2 separate regions of the Homo sapiens genome follow, and region 2 is linked to region 1. The links are chromatin loops, found by intact Hi-C in ENCODE. Cell type or tissue: lower leg skin. All regions are shown on one strand. Links, peaks and the distances in the headings refer to the core of each region. The heading gives the core; the rest is flanking DNA.

What was found. A loop is a pair of places that touch in the nucleus more often than their neighbours do. Peaks named below come from ENCODE experiments on the same cell type or tissue, not always from the same donor. Only the 100,000 strongest peaks of a DNase experiment are listed, where the experiment ranks them.
Region 2: a loop joins it to region 1, with 14 times the contacts of the local background. A loop is called at or near these places in 21 of 110 quality-filtered maps.

Annotation. Positions count from the first base shown.
Region 1 is chr21:41,370,795-41,376,623 of GRCh38, forward strand. The region is part of intron 1 of MX2 (MX dynamin like GTPase 2); the gene reads left to right. Among named protein-coding and RNA genes, the nearest start is that of MX2, 12 kb to the left of the region's middle. RefSeq lists enhancers at 2,621-2,765, 3,775-3,919, 3,793-3,937 and cis regulatory regions at 2,693, 3,847, 3,857. In lower leg skin, for the core only: no CTCF peak of the experiment used is centred there; DNase peaks (open chromatin) are centred at 747, 1,006 and 2,517.
Region 2 is chr21:41,279,310-41,295,708 of GRCh38, forward strand. It overlaps BACE2 (beta-secretase 2), which reads left to right. Exons shown (of 9, transcript NM_012105.5): 9 at 1-3,221. Among named protein-coding and RNA genes, the nearest start is that of FAM3B, 29 kb to the right of the region's middle. RefSeq lists enhancers at 527-1,082, 1,083-1,637, 10,628-11,128. In lower leg skin, for the core only: no CTCF peak of the experiment used is centred there; no DNase peak of the experiment used is centred there.

The DNA of each region.
Region 1 (5,829 bases), core at 116-5,115:
GCCTATGTGTGTCTGGGCATAAGAATACTTATTCTATGGATCTTAAGGTAATTATGTGTTGGAATTATGTGTTGGAAAATGTATGGCGTGGAATTCAGTAGGGGAATGCTCACGATTTGTGTGGTTCCTGGAGTTGGAAATGGGTGGCAGATCCAGCAAGAGGCAAGATTTCCAAATGGACTGCTGAGTCATTCTTAGGGTGGGCTAGGAGAAAATGTGTTTTGGTCTGAAGGAGGGAGGAAGAAGACAAAAACAAGTAAATTAGAAAACGTGGTTGCAGGATTGAAATCTGATCCTGAAAAAGAGAGAATAGCCATGAGTATAATGTTTAAAAATACACACAAAGAAATCCACTGTGGTGGGAGTCACAAGAAGTTCAATCATTATCTGGTCTCGTCATCTCGAGTGAAGCTGTCCACTCCCAAAGCCGACTGCTTGGTCCATAGCTCTTAGTTTTTGCATCTGGAGGCTTTTGTGGTTAGTGTTGGTTTGAGGTCATTTGAGCTGATCCATTGGTCTGGGTTTGTTGCCTGTTTCTACTGACTCTTGAGTACTTGGGTCAACACCTTGGATCTTGACTGCCCTGGCATTTGCTAGGAGGACCTGAAATGGCTCCTTCCAAAGAGGTCTGAAAAGTTTTTGCCTTGAGGTCTCTTCCAGCGGACCCACACCAGGCTGGAGGTCAGAAAAGTCTGGCCGGCATTTCCTCTGGCTGGCATTTCCTTTGGGCACGAGACTTGGTGTGTGAGGCTAATCCTTGACAATGCTTAACTGCGTACATGAAATGGAGCAGAGCCAGGCCTTGCTGGAGTTACTCCTGGTCATGTACAGCATCTGGTTATGATCTCATGGGGTGCTGGACTAAGTGAGCACTCAGAGACGGTCACGCCAATAGCCTATTATATCCTCGACCTAGGAGTTAAGGAGTAATCTTCTGCTTACTCCTTAAGCAGCTCCTTAAGGAGCTGAGGCAGATAAATTGGGTGTGGCAAGCGGGGTGTCTGCCAGGCCCAGGAGCCCCGGCTGTCACCAGTGCATGATGTGACTTTGGGTGAGCCACATCTTCTGCTTACAGATAGAGGCCAAGACCGCACGGCCAATAAAGCTGGTGGCAAAACTCAAAGCCCAGAGAGATGGAGGGTTTTTTATAGTTAGGGAATTTCAGCTTCAGTGTGTGATTGATTTTGTATTTTGCGAACACCGAGGGTGATTCAGACAGTGAAGTGTCTGTGTTAGAAGAAGGACCCTCCAGGACAGTAAGTCTATAATCTTTTGATAGGAAGATAGGTATTGTCCATGCTGAGAATAGAAAGTCTAGCAAGAGGTAGACTTGCTATCATGAACCCATGGCTCTGAATCCTGTCTCACCTTTACAGTCTTGCCTGGGTTATATTGGTTGCAGATGAGATAGGACTCTACCACTTCCTGGGCCAATTCCAGAAAATTTCCTGACCAATATGCATTGCATGTAAAACTTAATTTACCTTTTCCATGATGCAAACAATTATGGAGTAATTTAGCTAGGAAGGCTCATGGCACTCAAGGACAGGTGTTCTGAGATGACCAGATTCCATCTTTATTAAGAAACTATTTTTGAGATTGCCAATATTACTTGTCAGAAGTTTGCATCGATTATTATGAGTCAATTATAAATGGATCCAATTTTCTTTCTGAAAGTTTGGTGGATAGATGTCAGTTACTATTTTAGAACTCTTAATATAGTATTTAAAGCTATTTTTTTTTAACATGAAGTCAGTAAGGACATCGCCCTTGACTTCTGGCATGGCTTCTCAACTAAAAGCTTCTACTTTAGTATCTCATACCTCCTTTGGATATTGGGTAGCTTCTAATAAGTTACTGATCCCTTACTCATTTTTGATGTGAACAATCACAGATATCATAAATCCTCTGTGCTTCCGTAGCATCCCCAAATCATAAGCAGCTCCAAATGCCCATCTTATCTATTCTTGGTATAAATGCTTACTGTTTTATCTCTTAAAATAATGTGACTTGAAGTCAGGACTACAGCTTAGCCACTGGGAAATAGCTCACATGAAGAGATAGAACATTTTGATGGGTGCATGGCAGTTTCCTACGCAGGAAATGCTTTCGCCATTTTTATTGTTTTTTCCTCCACAGCCTTTATTAAGCTCCTACTGTATGCCAGGTACTTTGGGCTGCAGGTACAGCTGTGAAAAAAAACAGGTAAAAATCCCTGCCCCCCTGGGGCCTTATTGCAGCTGGGGAGACAGGAAACAGGCAGAATCCATCAGGAAAGATATCGTGCAGATGGTGGGAATGCAGCTTTTGACTGTTGCCTCCCCCATCAGATCCTTAGCACCAAAAAAGGTGGCAGTGTCTCCCGGCTGGGTGTCCAGAGCCTGGCACACAGCAGGCACTCAATGAATGTTTACAGAGTGGATGAAGACTCACATTGACTCAGGAACTGCAGCTCAGAGAGAGCAAGGAACCCAACCAGGGGAGCCATGGAGCTGAGGCAGATAAATTGGGTGTGGCAAGGGGGGTGTCTGCCAGGCCCAGGAGCCCCGGCTGTCACCAATGCATGATGTGACTTTGGGTGAGCCACACCCTCTCTGTGCCTTGTTGGGAGTAGGCACTGGAGAGCAGGGGTGGGAGCGGTCATTAGGATGAGGTGTCCTGGAAGCCCACCCCTGCCAGGGCCCTCCAGGCTGCAGGCAGTCTCCAGCCCGAGGCCCTTTGGAGTTGTGTGGCTCCCCCTCCAGCTGCTCTGTCCACAGATCTTCCTGCTCTCCCCAACTCCCCTCTGCCCTTCAGCCCCACAGCCAGCCATTAGCTGACTTGTTGACCATGACTTCAAAGCATCCAGAATCCAGTCGGCTCTCACCACCCTCTTTGCCATTGTTTCCAAAAGGGTGTTGCCCCTGGGTTTGTCTTTTGGAGCCCCCCAGGAGAAGGGAGGACTTCAAAGACAGAAAGAGAGCTAGGCACCAAACCTCAAGCAGGCCTTGCTTTCCCAGACTCTCAAACTTAAAAAAAAAAAAAAAAAAAAAGCCAGACAGAGACAGGCAGGTGTCCTCCCAGCCGGGCCTCGATGGCTGTACTGCACCCCCCTCCTAAACAGCAGGCGGGAACCAGCCCTGGGACAGGCTCCACACACTCACTGAGCACCGCCTCCTGCACAGCGCAGTCCCTGCTCTCAGCCTGAGCAGGCGCAGCAGCCCTGCCCTCCCAAGAAAGGGGATGGTGAGAAGCCTAGTGTCCCCTCCACAGAGACCAGCGCCACACATGACAGCCACACATGACAGTGTTGGTACCAGCACTCAGTCTTTGAGCCACAAGTGCTTATAAGATGTAAGTAATAGTACGGAACCCTCCCACATCCTCAGGAGGAACGGTCAGCCCCATTTTCTAGATGTGAAAACTGACACCCAGAGAGATTTCAGCACATGCTCTGGGTCCCCGGGTCCCATGCACAGCCCTTGTGCTGGACGGCCCCAACCCTACTTTCTAATTCTTTATCCTAAACCCGGACTGTGGGCCTCATCTTAGGGAGATGGTGCTGCCACCTGCCTCTGGAGGACACTCTGCCTTGGCCTAGTCCTGCCCTGCCCCTCGCCGAGTGGAGCCTCCACAGAGGCTTGTGCATGGCTTTGGGATCCCGGGCGGCAGGAGTAGGGTCTGGGCTGGTGAGCAGGGACGGGGAAGGCCCCGACAGCAGACCCCATGAGGATGACTGGGCTCCATCCTACGTGGACCTTCTAACGAGCCACATGGAAGCATGTCCATCTGAGAGGTGGGAGAAGGAGGAAGTTGTCCCCAGTTGTCCCACCTCAGGATGGGAGGTTGCCCCAGGGGCTAGCTTCCCACTTCTCCAGGCTGCCATGCTGAAAGCCGGCAGGTGTCGCAGGTAGCAGATGTGGCAGGTTGCTCGAGGGAGAAACTCTGGACGCATGAGATTCAGTTGTACAGAGCCTGAGTCCTGTGGCCTGGCCCAACTGTCCCAAAGCCCCAGCACTCTGGCTGTGTGTAAACCTTACCTCTTCTTCATGCCCTTCCTGGTCCATGGCTGTGTCCTTTATTGTACCTGGTCTCCTTATCTTCAAGGGTGCCCATCACACCACTCTCCAGCTCAGAACCCTCCAAAGGCCTCCCTCACACCCACACACAATGCAAGACCTCTGCCCACATCTTGCAAGCCTTTTTCCTCCCTCTTTTTCACCAGTCACACTGACCATCTTCCTATTCCCTGAGCTCATTCCGACCTCAGGACCTTTGCACATGCATTTCCTCTGCGGGAGAGGCTGGTCCCCACTTCCTCCAAGCCTTGCTCCTCTGCCCATTCCCAGGCACACCCTCCAGTGGGCACCCAAGTTACCCTCACCCCAGAATCTCAAGCCCACCACCTGTCTTTCTCCAGACACTCCCTTGTCACCTGGAGCCTGGTTGGTTGGTATATTTGTTTTGGCATTTCCCTGCTAGGATGGTGTGCCAGGAGTGAGGGCTTGGTCTGACTTGATCACCACAATAACCACGTGGTGGAAAGTGCCTGGCACATTCAGAGTCGTACCCTTGTATGAGTCTGCTCAGGCTGCCATGGCAAAAGACCACAGACTGGGTGGCTTAGACAACACACATTGGTTCTCTCACAGCCCTGGAGGCTGGAAGTCCCAGATCAAGGTGTCGGCAGAGCTGGTTCCTTCTGGAGGCCCCAGGGGGAATCTGTGCTCTCCTCCCAGCTCCTGGTGGCTGTGGCAGAGGCCTTGGCATTCCCTGGCCTGGGCTGCAGCACTGCAGTCTCTGCCTCTGTCTTCACAGGCCCTTCTCCCTGTGTGTCTCCAGGTCCCAAATCTCCCTCTGCCTGTCTCTGATAAGGACACCTGTGATGAGATTTAGGGCCCATTCTAAATCCAGGATGATCTCATCTCAAAATCTTCACCTTAATTATATCTGCAAAGAGTCTTTTTCCAAAAAAAAAGTCATGTTCCCAGGTTCCAGGTGAACATAAATTTTGGGGGGACTGTGGGGACACCATTCAGCCTCCTAGATCCACATTACTACTAGAGGAAAGGGGGATACAGTGTGATCCAGAGTGTGGGGGGCTCCTGCCCGGAGCACAGGCCCAGCTCTGAGTCCTGGCTTAGGCGTCATTGGCCCTCCCGGATGTCAGTTTCTTGACCCTGAAAATCCAGATAAGGGCCAAATGCATAGGCTTGTTGTGAAGCTTAAATGTATGTCTCAGCATGGTGCTGCCCTCATCTGAGTGCAGGCCACAGCCTGAGAACTGGGGCCCAACACCTGCTTCTCCCACACTCCCCTGGTGCCTGGCCAAGCCCGGGTGTGAGGCCAGGTCTGGCTTCCAGCAGGCCCAGGAGGTGCTGCCTGTCATCTCTGCACACCTAATGGTTCTCCTGCCTGGTGCTGAGCCACAGAGACCTGATGCCATAGATGACACAGACCATCAGAAGTGACAAAGGAGACTGGGTGTGGTGGCTCACGACTGTATTCCCAGCACTTTGGGATGCTGAGGCGGACGGATTGCTTGAGCTCAGGAGTTTGAGACCAGCCTGAGCAACATGGCAAAAAACCCATCTCTATAAAAAATACACACACACAAAAAAAACTAGCTGGGCATGGTGGTGCATGCCTCTAGTCCCAACTACTCGGTAAGCTGAGGCAGGGGGACTGCTTGAGTCCAGGGAGGTTGAGGCTGCAGTGAGTCCTGATTGCACCACTACACTCCCCCACTGGGTGACAGAGTGAGACCCTGTCTCAACAACAACAACAACAACTACAAGTAGCAAAGGAACATTGAGACTCTACTGGGAATGTGGAGTCCACTGCCCCCCG
Region 2 (16,399 bases), core at 6,910-11,909, 85 kb before region 1:
TTTAGGCCAGGCACGGTAGCTCGTGCCTGTAATCCCAGCACTTTGGGAGGCCGAGGCAGGTGGATCACCTGAGGTCAGGAGTTTGAGACCAGCCTGGACAACATGGTGAAACCCCGTCTCTACTAAAAATACAAAAAATTAGCCAACGATGGTGATGCCTGTCTGTAATCCCAGCTACTCTGGAGGCTGAGGCAGGAGAATCGCTTGAACCGGGGAGGCAGAGGTTGTAGTGAGCCAAGATTGCGCCACTGCACTCCAGCCTGGGCAACAGAGCAAGACTCCGTCTCAAAAAAGGAAAGAAAATGCAGTTTCATTCCAGCCATCCTTAGATTTCTTTTCCCCTTAAAGTGGCTGAATCCATTGGAGATGTGATTTATTTTGCAGATCCACCAATTCCAAACTTCAGGAATATTCAAGCGGGAGTCATGTGTAAGTGACAGCTTTGACAAAGAGAGACTGTGGCTGGGTGGCCCGGGTGTTGCCCACGCGGAGCAAGGATTGGTTCATTCAACGGATGGAGAGTACAGGATGGCTGGGACCTGGGAAGTTCCAGAATCTGAAAAGAGGGCAGGGCAAGAAGGAGCCAGAAGAGAGGTCCCACCCCTCAGTTGGCAGTGGGGCACGGAGGTCCGCATCAGCCAAGAACGTCCCCAGGATGCCGTGGGCACCTCATTTCACCCCACGTTTTTGGCACAGTCTACTTTTTAGGTATTTTGTAAAGGAACTTCTCAGGATTGATTATTTGCCAGAGGAACAATTAGGCCAAGAGAAACTTGCTTGACAGCCATGTGTAAAACACGTCTGTCCTAATCAAACTAGAGATGCCTCAAGGCCCACGCAGGACACAGGCAGGTTCAAGGTCATGCACCTGGAAATTTGTAGGGGAGGGTCAAGCAACTGAGGCCAAAGGGGGCCGGTAAAGTGGCTTCTGGGGTCTGAGCATCTGGAAGGCTCCTGGCAGCAGTTACCTGACAGTGTCGTTGAGGGGCACGGCAGCTGGGCCCTCACCGTTTCCGCCAGCTCTGCTGAGCCAGCCCAGCCCATGCATTCCGAACATCCGACAGCTTCTTTCTCCAGAATGTCTTCTGTCAGAGACTTCCAGGAAAGGAGCTCCCTCCTGTCTCACTGCTGTCAGCGTGGGAGCCCTGCTCCCCAGGCTCCACGTCCCCGGAAGGTCCATCTTGTCCTGGAGCACACCCAGCCCCATTCAGGGTCAGTGCAGGAGGGAACAGGGAATCTGCATTTCAGTAAGCTCCCCAGGTGAGGCTGCAGAGCAGAAACCACGGCTTTCAGACGTGAGCAGGCTCCCTGGGCTCTTGGTGTCACCCTGTTAGCCACATCTGCGGAATGTGGAAGGCAGAACATAGCCACGCTGCTTAGTGCTGCCAGCGAACCTCAGGTTGCATCAGTGGCTGGAATCTATCACAGCTGTTGGGGATACGTAACTCCCAGCAATAAATCCAGTATTTTCTTCCCTGCCCTGAGCTTCCTCTGGGTTTCTTATCAGCAGCTATTACACACAGATGTCCAGTGCTTCTAAACTAAATTGTACTGTGTAACTTTTACATCACACTTGTGTGCTTAAAAAGCACACCGTGGGTAGTGACTGGGCCAAGAGACATCACAAAGCTTCCTGATAAATTTGAATCCAGCCACGGCAAGAGCGACGTGCGGGTACCTGGTCCCTGATGCTTGGGTGCCCCGTTGAGCCTCGGGTACTTCTTGGACACTATTGTGAGAGCAGCCATCCTGGTGTCTCTGCCAGCATCTTGGGGAACGCTGTGATGGTAAAATATCTGTCTCTCCTCTGGGAATCAGGGCAGCCCTGAGAAGTGAGCAGTTCCCTTTACAGATGGATAATTGTTTGTGTAAGACCAACCAGATAAAGTCCAAACTGTGTAGAACACACGTGTGCCTCACACATAGCCATCTGAGTAAAATATTTTTTCCAATGTAGATTTATAATTAGAAATGACAGATTTATAATATAGACTTCAGTAAGTTGGGCACAGCTGTCACTTTCGTGGTATCAATAAAAGGCTAGAAACCTTGGGTGTCCTTGGCAACCTAGCCTTTGACATTGATGTTTTTCCATAGGATTTTCTTCATTTGGGTTGGAATAAAAATGCATTTTTATTCACAAGGCACAGACAGATAAGAATATCATAAGCAGGGAAGTGTCTCCAAAGGTCAGGACATATGTTTTTCTGTTGAGTGCTATATGTGGAGGTCATTGCAAGTTCCCTGATATGAGTATGGTTTCGCTTGCTACATTGTGCCTATTAAAGTAAAATTTTACACAAGCCTCGCATTTCTAAGATTAGTGTTCCTGAATGAAATGTTAAGAAAACATTAAAAGATTATCTCTTTTTAAGATGGAGGAAAAAAAGTGAACAAAGCTAATTAATCTATCATGAAAATTGCACAAAATAACATTTCTTAACAAATTTAATACAATTTTGTGTTCTTTGTTGCTAGTGGTATAAAACGAGATTTTTTTCCCTCATTTTTCTCATTGTAGATGTCATCTCTCACATTTATATCAGTGAGGTTTGAAATTCTGTGTAGCAGTTACTCAGCACATATGAGAGGGCAGCGAATGAATGAGATTTGTCATGTGCTAATAAAAGCTGAATTTTTGTAATCTAAAATGATGTATTTTCTACTATTGCTGTTAATTTGCATTGTTAAAAATTCTTAAAGTTTAATATGTTATGTTCAGTCATTGAAAGCGACCACTCATTTTTTTCTTAAAGTTGATGCCTTTTCTGCTGTGCTAGAGTCAGTATTTTGCTTCTGGCAGGAGAGCTGCAAACTGTGTATCCTCAAACAGATGCAAAAAGTAGTGCTTTGCAAAACGTTTGTTTTCTGTTTATCTCAGATTAACATCCTTTAATACAAGTTTCTTAAGTGTAACTTGTATTTCTGAAAATGCTTAAAATTATTTTATATTTCCCTTTGGGAATTTTTCTCTATTTCCAGCACGCTGATTTGATTTAAAAATGTAATAAGACCAAGAGTTGGAGTAAAGGGATATTCATTCCATGTTAAAAGTGGCTTCATAGCTACTGACAAATGTCTGAACTATTGTCGTGCCCTTCAAAACTGGAGTTTTCTAAAATAATCTTATTTTTATACTTGTATGTTCCAGCAATTTAAGATATATACCATTGAAAGGGAAATAAAACATTTTTGTTTATTTGAATAAATAATACTCCCAACCTGTTGCTTTTGGAATGTTTTGTAAATACTTCTCTTGGGTCACATGTCTGGCGGTCCATTACGTCCACTCCTTCATTGTGGGTTCCTGGAAAATGTCAAGGATAAAATGGAGTGGAAGGGAGGGTTCAGGCTCAATCATTAAGATGCAAAACATGCTGAAGGTGGGGAGGGTAAAGTGCTTTAGAGTCTGGAAACCCTACAGGTGGAAAGAAAACACCTGCAGAGAAGAAACTCAGTAAGCACATTTCAGCGGTCTTAAGGATGGGACAGATGGCTTAGCTTGGTCCTGGGGACTGAGGGTGACCAGGTTGGCAATGCCTGTGCGGTCACTCCCATGATCACCCTGCAGGGAGATGGCATTCTACCATTTCACAGACGAGAAACCATCTCTGAGTCACCTGCCCAGAAAAACACAGCTAAAAAGTGGAGAGGAACCCAGCTCTGTTCCCCTCCAACAGCCCAGCTCTTTCTCTGCACTACACTCTGGTCCATCCGCCATCCTGAACCACACTCTCAGAGCCTAATGCATCACTTGTGCCAGAAGAATCCAGTCTAGTGGTCAGTCTCTAGAGAAGGGTGTGCACCAATATGGGCACAGCAGAAGCTCTTAGTGAATGAAATGAAGATCATCCATGAGCCATGATCTAGCTGCTATGCCAATCCTTTAAATATACGCTGCTTTCAATGACTAGACACTTTTTGTCTGACAATATCCAAATGAGGAGAAAAGAAGGAATCTCCAACCATTAGGAGGTAAAGTGATAGTTACTGGAGAAACAGAGTAGAGTATCTGCTTTCTAGTAAGAAGGAGATGATTTATCCTATTTCGCCATCCCTAAGCTGGAGGGGACATAACGGATGGGATTTTCACGAGTCTGTCACTAGGTGGTGGTGTTGTAAAGCGTTGTGGTATACATAACGTTTGTGCCTCTTTCCCCATTCCGTGTAGCTTTCACAAAGCAGCTTTTTATCAAGTATGGGTATGTAAGTAGACTACATCCCAGAGCTTTTTCATTCTGTGCTTTATAGAATCTGAAAAATAGGCCAGCTAGAGGGGTACTCAATCTTAGAGGCAACCGCCAAATACACATTTCCAGCCCTGGCCTCTACCTGGGTTTTTAGACTTGTATCTCCAAGTTCCTTCTGGACGTGTCTGCTTGGCCATCACTGGGAAGGAAACTGAGGCACAGAGGTGCTATAAAGTCTCCAGGTTCTTCTGGAAATGACAGCCAGATTCAAAACACCAGTGTGTCTGGTTACCAGGCACAAGCTCAATCATTATGCCATTGCCTTTTTAAGGTTAAAGATTTAAAATTACATATGCTAAAATCAAAATGCTACGAGGAAAAAATATTGGGGAAAATATTTGTAACAAATATAAGGGCAGAAGCTGACATTTATCGAACAGCAAATTCTGGCCACGCATCCTGCCATTTCATTCTCAGAACAACCCACAACGAGGTGCACGTGGTACTAAAAACATTTTAAAACCCAAGGTCTGAAGACGGAGCTGCTCCCAAGGACAGGCTCAGGGAAATCAGGAGGTCCAGGGAGGGGAGAATCTCACCCCACAGGATGAGATGCCACAGGCCAAAGGCTTAAGAGTCATCTCAGTAAAAAATGTAAAAACAAAAAGACCTACTGTCTTCAGCATACACAGATTGTACGAAATAAGCCAAGTGTATTATTTTCTGTATTTGATGCTGTGATAGCTGGAGCCCTGTTGACCCTGAAAGGACTGCCTCTCTCAGGGTTGGCTAATTCTAAGAGAAAGTCAACGACTCCCCTGGCAGCCTGCCTTTTAGATGGAAACCCCCGATCCAGAGCGCACACCCATCCACCTCCTCTCTGGAGCTCTCACACTCAGGCCATATCCACCTGCCCTCATCACCCCAGAGCCAGGTACCAGACAACTAGGCACAATTTCCCTGCCCAAAGCCACTGAAATTATTCTAACTAGCCAAAGCTAAGCCTGCTTACCCTGCCTCTTCCCTTCTTTCCTACAGAAACCACAGTAAAGCCTCCTGTTCCGTCTTGCCCCATCCTTCGGCCTCCTGACTACCCCTGTGCTTTGCTGCGTGGCCCTCAGTGGCAGCTGTGCCTTCTGTTTTTAGGCATCTATGAATACAAAGAGCTTCTTTCTTTATGACAGTCTTTTGTGTGTCTGTGTGCCTTATTACACCTCATTAAAACAAATCCCAGATACCCTTCAAACACCAAGAATAGAAGAGTGTTAGAGTCCAGTAGAAAAACATGCAAGGGCTGTCAACCAACAGCTGGCCAAAGTGGGAATACAAATGGCCGAGAAACTGAGAAGTGTTCAATCTTATTAATGTATGCATAATATGTAAGTAATTACAGATAGAATGAACAAAGCTTTTAATTATTAATAGATGTCCAAGAGGTCACCCATCTTCTGCTTTGCTGATGGAAAGTGTAAATCAAAACAATCATTTCAAAGAGCCCTAAAAAATAGCCAAGTCATCTTTACATCAATACTTTCTTTAGAAATCTCTCCTAAAGAGATAGAAATATGGACAAAATGGGATAGGGTATAGAGCAAAAAAAGCAATTTGCTGAATATGCCAATATTTCATTGATTTTTAAAGGGAAATATCATATATGGATGTGAGAGTATAGAATTTAAGAGTGTAGTAAGTACATGAAATTCACACTAATCTATTACCCTCAAATTAGGACTCATACATAAAGGAGATGGCTTAAGGATGTTTAAATTAATTTTATTTTGTATTCAAGTAATACGTTGTAATGGTTTATTTTATGTGTCAACTTGAATGAGGCATAGGGTGCCAGGATATTTGGTCAATTATTATTCTAGATGTGTATATTAACTCAGGCCACCATAACAAATGCTATAGGCTGGGTGGCTTAAAAAAACAGAATTTTATTTTCTCTAATGTCCTTGAGGCTGGAAAGTCCAACATCAAGATTCAGTAGGCTCCTGGTGAGGGATCTCTTCCAGGCTTGCAGGCAGCTGCCTTCTTCCTGTGTCCCCACATAGCCTTTCCTTGGTGTGTGAACATGGAGATCTCTCTGTTGCTCTTTCTTTTCTCATAGGGTTGCCAATCATATTGGATTAGGATCTCATCCTTATGACCTCATTTAACCTTAATTACTTCCTAAATGCCCTATCTCTTATGCAGTGACATTGGGGTGAGGGCTAGGATTTTTGGGGGCACACAATTCAGCTCATAGCAGTGTGTCTGTGAGGGTATTTTTGGATGAGATTAACATTTAAACTGGTAGAATGAGTAAAGAAGATTGCCTTAAGGCAGGTGGGCCTCATCCAATCACTTGAAAGCCTAAATAGAATTTAAAACACCTGATCATTTTACAAGCCCAAACTCCTCCTGCTTGATTGCTTTCACCTGGGACATGAGCCTTCTACCTTCAGACTCAGACTGAAACTCCAGCTCTTCTTGGGTCTGTAGCCTGCCAGCTTTTGGACTGTAACTTACACCATTTGTTCTCCTGGGTCTCCAGCTTACAAACTGCAGATCTTTGGATTTCTTAGCCTCCATAATCATGTAAGCCAATTCTTTTTAGTCAATCTCTCTAGAGAATGATATAGATAGATAGATAGATAGATAGATAGATAAATAAATGATAGATAGATATTCTGTTTCATCTTATATATGTTCTGTTTCTGTTTCTCTGGAGAACCCTAACTAATGCATACAGTTAGTCATTATTAAACATTAAATAGTTTCAAGAAGCTTATCACGAGGTGTCTACTGCCTCACTTCTCCCCACCTCAAGGTCCTACTGTGTAGTGGTAGTTCCTCCTCCACCAAATCTTCTGTTTGCCTTGATGGTTGCTTGCATATTTCCAAATTGTATATTCATGCTCTGTTTGTTATCTGGTCAGCCAATAGCCTTGATTCCATTGATTTAGTAATTGGCAATCTGAGCATTTTCTAAATTCCTACATAGATTGGGCCCATTGCCAGACTCTCCTGATCCCATCTATGTGTCTGTTTTTGCATCTGTGCCTGCAGTTTTTGTTACTATTGTTTATTAATGTGATCTTTAATGTGTAGCTGGCCAGTCTCCCCCAGTTAATCATCTTACGTGATATTATCACAAATGTGTTCATCTAGATATCCTTTAGAAATACTGAACAACTTTCTTTAAATTCTCCTTTTGAGATTTGTTTTGGAGTTTCACTAAATTTATAAATGAATTTAGAGAAAATTTACTTCTTCACAATACTGAGCCTTCTAATTCAAAAGAAAGGTATACTTCCATGTTTAAGTCATTATATGTCCCTCGGTAGAGTTTATTTTATGTAGCTCCATGCCTATTTCTTGATACCTTAATTCTCAAGGATGTGGGATGTCCTGTTGTCATGAATGGGGGGCCTCTTTACCTATTAGGCACATACTAGCTGTGTGACCTTAGCAAATTACTTAACCTCTTTCTGCTTCAATTTCTCAGCTGCGATATGGGACGAGCAGTAGTACTACATCACAGTGTTGGTATACTAATTAGCTGAGCTAATTTTGTAAAGTACTTGGTATAGTGTTTGTCACAGACGCACTGCATGTGATGGTTAATTTAAAAAAAAATAGATTAAAATTTGCAAATTCTTTTTCCAGTTTGTTGTATCTTTTGACTTTGCCTGTGTTTGGTTTTTTGTTTTGGCCTTTGAAAAAAAGTGCATACATATATACATTCAAATATGCTAAACATGTTTTAATAAGGATAATGGATTTGGGTCCACTGGAAAGGGCTTCCCAACTCCAAGTTTCTAAAGAAACCCTTTCCTGTTTTCTTTTAGAATATTTATGATTTGATTTTTAACACTTTAATCTGTTTGGAATGTATGCTCAGGCAAGATGTGAGGTATGATTTTACCCAGTTGTTGAATGGTTTGCCCTGTTGTTCCAACATTATTCTTTAAATAATTCATCCTTTCCATTGGTTTGACATGAAACTTTATCACACACTTAATCGTTGTGTGTGTTTGGGCTTCTTTTTTGACTTTATTTTTCCACTTACACTTCTCTTCCTCTTGTCTGTCCAAGCACTTGCCAGCACTAGGCTGTATTATAGTTTAAAAATTAATACTAGCCATCATGGCTGCTTCATTCACATTACCCTTCTATTTCAAAATTTCCATGGATATTTTTATTTTTTCATATGAGCATTTAAATCAGCTGTTATACACTCCCCTAACAAATATTTATTGTAATTTTATTGGGATCACATACGTTTATAATTTAACTTAGGGAGACTTGACACCTTTCTGATGTTGAATTATCCTGTCTAAGAAGGGGAAGTGTGTTTCCATTTGTTAGTTTTTCCCTTTTTGTTCCTTAAGAGCATTTTAAAGTTTCCTTGATTGCTATCTTGCCAATTTCTTATTAAATGTATTTGTAGGTATTGATCTTTTTGGTTGTTAATGCAAATGAGGCCTTTTCTTCCACTAAATCTCCTAACTGGTTGTTGTTTGTGAATACGAAAACTGGTGATTTCTATGTATTAATTCTTACTGTGTTTCATAGTAAATTATTTTGTTTGAGATTTTTCAGGTATTTTGGAGTGTCCAGGTATACAATTGTATCATATGCAAATACCCATAGTATTTCTTCATTCTTTCTAATTTTAGACCTCTGTTTTCTTTCTCCTATCTAATTACATTGTCCGGTACCTGTAGCATAGTGTTTAATAGTAATGGGCATTTTAAAAATTTTGTTCCTAGCTTTTTAAACTGGTACTAGTGGCTGAGAGATATATAACTTATTATGTTGAGGAAATAGCCATTTATTTCTATTTGATTGAGAATTTTATTAAAAGTTTTACAATTTTATTAGATGTCTTTCATCATCTATGGAAGACATCTGATTTATTGAATAGATTTAAGAACATGTTGAATTATATTACTAGACATCCTAATATTGAATCATGTGCATTTCTAGAATAACTTCTGTTTGGTCATGATATCTTTTAATGTGCTTAAGATTATGCTTTATTTAGCATTTTTCTAACTGTAATTGCAAATTTAGTTGGTCTGTAGTTTTCTTTTTCTGTCAGTGTTGTATGTCAAGTGTCACTGTTTGCTTCATAGAAATAATTTGGATGTTTTTCCTTTTTTCTAGGCTCTAGATATGGCATTATGTACTCTTTAAAAATGTGGTAGAATTCCCTTCAGACACTCTCTGGTCCTGGTGTTATTTTGAGAGGCAGTGCCTTGATGAGTTTCTCTGTCTTCTACGGAAATAATCTGTTCAGATTTTTTATCTCTACTGTATCAGTTTTGATAAATTATATTTTCTTATAAAATTATTCATCTAAGTTTCCAAATTAAGCAGAACAGTGTTATGATTTTTTAAATTTCTCCTGCTTTTATAGTTGTTTTCCCTGATTTCCTATATTGTATGTTTTTATGCACACACACACTCTCTCTCTCTCTCAAATTCTTAGCTCATGACTTATCTATTTTATTAAGAATTTTTTTCCTAAAGGTTTAATTCATTAGTTCTACTATTTAATGCTCTTATTACTTTGTTTTTGTTTTTATTACTTTTGCCTTGTTTAGTTTTGATTGATAATTCACTTGTTTTCATTCTGTTACACTGGCATAAGCATTTATGGCAATAAATATTCCTCTACGCACTGATGTAATTGTTTTTCAAATATTCTGATATGTCTTTATTTTCTAAAAAGTCTACATTTCTTCTGTTTATTTTCTCTTTCACCAAAGAGGAGTTTAAGAGACATTTTTGAAATTTTTTAGTGGAAGGTGCTTTTTGTTTTCTGGTAATTTCCACTCGAGTTGCCCTGTGATTATAAGTGTGGTCTATAACAGTGGTCTCCAACCTTTTTGGCACCGGGGACCGGTTTAGTGGAAGACAGTTTTTCCACGGGTGGGAGGTGGGGGATAGTTTTGAGAAGAAACTGTTCCACCTCCGATCATCAGGCATTAGTTAAGATACTCATAAGGAGCCTGTAATCTAGATCCCTCGCCTGCGCGGTTCACAACAGGATTGCTCTCCTATGAGAATCTAATGCCGCCTCCGCTGATCTGGCAGGAGGCGGAGCTCAGGCGGTAATGTTCCCTCGCTCACCTCCTGCTGTTAGGAACTAGGCTGCTCACCTCCTTCTGTGCAGCCTGGTTCCTAATAGACCACAGACCGGTACCAGTCCACGGCCCGGGGTTGGGGAAACAGGTCCAGGATGTGGAACTTGAGATTTTCTTTATGGCTCAGCACAGACCAGTTTGCATGTTCTATGGGTGCTTGAAAAGAAGGTGCATTCTTTCCTTCGTGGTAGATAATTTGAACTATATCCATTGATGCTATTCTATTATGCTGTGTAGCTTTGCCATATCTTTACTCTTTAATGTGATCTGTCCTGGACTGAGAGAACTGACGCCTACTACCAATGTGTTTTTATCTGTTTCTGTTGCACTCAGCTAATCTCTGTGTTATAAACATTGCTGCTGTATTGCTTTGTCCGTACGTATTATGTGTTATAGACCTAGGAATCTCTCCTTTAAAAAATAAGGCAAAGTGCTTCGCTTTGAAACATTTAATGCCTTTGGTGTGAATTACTCCTTGACTGGAATGAAGTCTCCAGACCTCGCTCTGTGGTTGTTTGCAGTGGCATCCTAGGAAGTACCCATCCCTTTATTTCTTTTCCTATTAATTCCCTCTTTCACCATGGAATGATGGACCAGCTATTCACAGGAGGCTCCACAAGCGCAGAGGGTGTGGGCGGCCTTCCAGTTTCCACCCAACCTTCCAGGCGTGTCTTCCAATAGTCCCCGTGTCTCTGCGGCCAGGGAGACAGTCTGTCTTCTGGGAACCGGAGCATGTGCGTGTACGGTTGCAGAGCCTAACTCTTCTGACTCAGTGTCCATGAACCCCACTGCCCTGCAGCCCCGCTTGCCTGCTTTTCCATTCCCACTGTGAGAAGGAGGGATACGGCTTTGACGTTTCGTGCTGAGCTCCTCACTAGGGAATGTTTTTGGTGCCTTCTGAGGCTGGGCGCTGCCGAACCCTCTGACCACTAGCACCCCCGTCTCCTCGTCCCCTCGTCCCCTCCCCACGCTCTCCGCCCCGCCCCAGGGTTGCAGCTCCTGCACATTCTTTGCCCTCTGCGCCTCCCTCTGCCCCCGAGTTTCACTGGAAATGCAGCCTTTGGGGATCTGTGGTTCGTTTTGTTTTGTTTCATTTTTCTTGTTGTTCTTCTGGGATTTCCAGGAGAAGGGAGCAGTTGCTAACTTATATGTGATGTTTACACTGGAAGTTTTTATTGGATATATTTTGCCCTTCAGTACTCATTGTATGTTTTTTGTATCATTTTAAGGTTTTTTTCTACAGGAATGTTTTAGTTTGGTTATTTAAATGTTTTTAACTTTTTATTGAAACTTGGATAATGATTTATTACAGAAATGCTCGCAGCTGTGTTATTCAAGGTGGAAAAAAATTGAGGTGATCTAAGTGTCCAACAGTAAAGAAATCGAGTAATTGTTACACACCCATAGGGTGGATTATTCAGTAGCCATTAAAAATAGACTTTAACCATTTTAAGGTCAGGAAATAATATTATTATTAAAAGAAAAAATATAAACTGTCTATGCAGTGTGATGCACAATTTTGAATGCACACTTCCCACACACACACACACACAGAGAAAAGAAAAAAGACCAAAGACCAGAAATAAATGTACCAACAAGTCAAAGAAGTGAGGTTAACAAAATTACAAGTAATCTAAAATATTCTTGGAAAAAGTCTGTATTTCCTAAAAATATATCATTTTTCCAATCAAAATATAAATCAGCCTATTATCATCTTCCTGGCCCCACATTTGATCTCGTTCCTGTTCCACTCCCTGTCTTGGTGGATGGTGCCCCGGCCCCCATAGCCTGGGATGGAAGCCTGAGTCATTCCTGCCTCCTCCGTTCCCTTCACTCCCCATACCTGACTGGTCATGAATCCTTTTGGTTCTGCCCCCTAAACAGCTCCAATCTTTGCACCTTCACTGGGATTGTTCTAATGATCTGTCTTCTGATCTTGAGTTAGTTATTTTCTTATTTATCTCCCAGCCTTTATCCTCTCCCACCTTGATACCACTTCTCCATGGATTGTGCCAGTACCAGCCTAAACACTTCCCATGGCTCCCTGCAGCCTACAGGAGAAAATGCAAATTCAACCAGTCAAGGCCAGCCCCAGTCTGACTCGAATCTACCTCTCCCGCCACACACCTGCTGCACTCCAGTCTCTAGGGACTCTGAATTCTAGCATTGAACCTAGAGTCAAGAATGACCATCAAATTCTGTCAGCACTGGCCACACAACAGACTCTGAGCAACCAGCACAAATCCTGGCCATGCCAGCTGCCATGGGCGGCCAAATCTTCCCTGCCTAGAACTTAATAGATGCTCAACAGACATGGCTTGAACACATGAGGAATGGAGGGAGGTGATTCAGTCTGATGCCCCTTTTCAGACAGAACGAGTGTTAAGCCATGCTAGGAAAATGATGATGTCTCAACTTAGAGTTGTTAAAGAGTAGAAACCCCAGATTCCGCATGGCTGATACACAGCAGGCGAGCCCTAAAATTGGGGCTTAGCCCAGGAGGGTTCTTGGCTTCGCCCAGCAAAGAACTCAAGGGTGAGCTGATGGTGTTAGGCAGCAGCTTTTATTGAAGTGGCTGTGTGCACAGCAGCAGCAGAGGTACTGCTGTTTGCAGAGCAGGGCTACCCTGTAGGCAGTGTGCCTAGAGTAGCAGCCCAGAGGCAGTTCTGTGGTCACGTTTATACCCACTTTTAATTATATGCAAATTAAAATGTGGATTATGCAAAAATTTCTAAAAATAGTGTGGTAACTTCCTGGTCATTGGGTCATGGCCATGGAAAGGGGCGGCAACATTCAGGTGTTTCCCTGGCAATGGTAAACTGACATGGCACTGGTGGGCAGGTCTTACGGAGAGGGGCTTTTGCCTCTTTCCTGTTTCAGCTAGTCCTTAATCTAGTCCTTCATCTTGGTTTGGTGTCCAAGCTCTACAGAGTCAAGTCCCACCTCCTACTGAGAGATGAAGCCAGCTGGGCTTCTGGGTCATGTAGGGAACTTGGAGAAGGGAACTTGGAGAACTTTTCTGTCTAGCTAAAGGATTGTAAATGCACCAATCAGCGCTCTGTGTCTAGCTAATCAGTATTCCGTAAAAACGGACCAATCAGTACTCTGTAAAATGGACCAATCAGTTCGCTGTAAAATGGACCAATCAGCTCGCTGTAAAATGGACCAATTTGCAGGATGTGGGTGGGGCCAAATAAGGGAATGAAAGCCTGCCACCCCAGCCAGCAGCGGCAACCAGCTGGGGTCCTCTTCCAGTCTGTGGAAGTTTTGTTGTTTCACTCTTTGCAATAAATCTTGCTGCTGCTCACTCTTTGGGTCTGCACCACCTTTATGAGGTGTAACACTCACAGTGAAGGTCTGCAGCTACACTCCTGAAGCCAGCGAGACCACGAACCCACAGGAAGGAAGAAACTCCAGACATATCTGAACATCTGAAGGAACAAACTCCGGACACACCATCTTTAAGAACTGTAACACTCACTGCGAGGGTCACAGATTCATTCTTGAAGTTAGCAAGACCAAGAACCCACAGGAAGGAACCAATTCCGGACACACTACTTCACAGCAACCATTGCAATACCACTTAATGTTTTGATTGAGCAGTGTCAGGTCAGGGCATGCTCCTGTGTTATCTCCATACTTGTCCTTGCACTTTTGCTTTTCCCTTTAATCCTTTCAGCAACCTCACTGGGTAGCTAGAACAGACAGTATCATGTGTTATAGAAAACAGAGGCTCTATCGCTCAGTGCTTTGCTGGGTGCCTTTCCAGTCAGGATGTCCAAATTGGTCAACTGACTTGTACGAATCTTATTACTTATTAAATCCTTGGGAATTTCAGAGGCATATACTTATTTCAGTTGTAAGATTATTTCTTTATTCTGTATTCACCAACCTTGTGCACTGTCGCTTCATTTCCTTGGCCCATGTTTTATATGATTCAAGTTTGAGTTACCATCTTCCTTCTGTGAACTTTTATGCATTAAGGGCATCCCTTCTTTCATTGGTCAGCTGACCTGTGTGTAGGTAAGGAGGAAACATTCAAATAGAAATTTGCATCCTTGGCCCTGAACACTAAACTACCCGCTGAAACAAGAGCCACATTCTCTCCTATGAATCACTAAATCAATGCCTTGTTTATGGATTTCATTTTCATTCACTCAAAACTTAGGGCATCAATAAACGGAGGAAAAAGACGATAAAATACTGAAATGAGTGAAAGTCAGGAAACTTAAATCGCAGTCTTGTTGACGTAGGAGGGAGAGAAGGGGCTAGAACAATGGTCTACAACTTCTCTCTTTGTTCTTGCTCATGGGCACTTTCCTCTATTGGCCCTGAACTCTCTCTTGCCTTCAAGTCTCACTAGATTTTCCTTGCACAGAATTATCTAGGTCAGGGCTTCTCAGAGTTGAATGTGTATGTGAGTCACATGGGGATTTTCTTAAAATGCATATTCTGATTCTGTAGGTCTGGGGTGGGCCTTCCTGACGAGTTCTGGGGCAATGCTGCTGGTCCATGGCTACCCTTACCAAGATCTAGGTTACAATTCCTCCCCTAGCCCCACCTTCACTAAACTCTCTCCCTGGTTACTGCCGCTCATCCTTCAGGCCCCAGCCAGGCCTCACCTCCCCCTGGAAGCCCTCCTGGTCCTCCTGAGGTGGGATAAAAATCCCCACCCTAATGATATTGATTAGTTTGGCCTATATCTGAACCTGCCGTTGAACACTGTTCCACCAGGGTCCTGCACCATGCCTGGCTCCTGAAAGATACTCAGTGACTCTTCCAAATCCAAATCGAATGAATGAATGATTGCCTGTATGTTTTGCTCTGTGCTTTCTACAGTCTCATTAAAACATTTTCAGTCCCCATACAGTAAAAATGTGAAATGTGCTTGTGTGTGTGTGTGTGTTTGGGCATGCATGTGTGTGAAGATCCATTTCTATACCATGCACTCAGCAAAGACACACTGATTTCATTCTTGCAGAGCTGCTGCTATCCTCCCCATCAATCCTCCTGTGCCTTCCAGCCCCTCCCCTGCACTCCCACTCTCCACCCTTCCACCTGCACTTAGCAGGAAAGAGCTCCAGGAGGAGGAAGAGCATGTCTCCATTTGTCCCCTCCCCCTGTGCACAGGTGGCCTCAGGTGACTCCTCTCCTGATTCCTAACATGTGCAGCCTTCCTTCAGTTATCAGAAGGCATTTGTTTCTCTCATTTTCTGAAACCAGCTCCAGTGGTGAGTCCCAGGCTTGCTCTTCCTAAGGCTTCTGTGGAGCAGCCATCTACCAGATACAGGAGGGGGCCACTCTGACAATTCCTTCCCTGTAAGATGGGAATACTAACACCCACCTTACCAAGATAGCCCAGGTGTGCATGGCTCAGATAATAGTTTTGCTTACCTTCCTGTCCCAGCATGTAGCACATTGCCTGGCAGATATCAGGTACTCAACAAATATTCTTTCACTGAATATATCGTTGAAGGAAGAAATGAAAGCATTTGGTAAGCTGAACTCTTAGAAGAAATCAGAGGTATTAATACAGACAGTTTTAATGTCTTTGAAAGAGAAGAGAATGAATCCAATCAATAGAACTGCCTCCCAGGTGTAGGAAAATTGAGGTATTCCTCTTGGTTCTTTACTAGGGAAACCACAAGTAGCTTTGTAAAAATGCAGTGACTCAAGTTGTCAGAGGGAGAGGAAGAAGGAAGAGGTGGTTCCTCCCATCGTCATTAAAATAAACCTGGTTCTTTACCTATTTGCTCACTCGTTTATTCTGTTAGTCCCCAAATATTTGTGGGGTGCCAGTGTACTCCAAACCCTGTCCTCGGCCCTGGGGATTCAGTTGGGAAGCAAAGGCCCTGTCCTCATGGAACATGAGTCTAGCAGAGAAGGGGGGTCACACTCCAGGTAATAAACAGGTTAACAAGTGAATGTCTAAAATAATGCCAGGTGCCATAGGTGCTATGGAGGAGGGAAAAAAGGCAGAGAAAGAGGAGAGTGATGGGAGGGGGGGTGCTAATTTAGAGAAATACCCCCATGGCCAACATCCCATCCCATCCCACCCATTATTATGGTCCC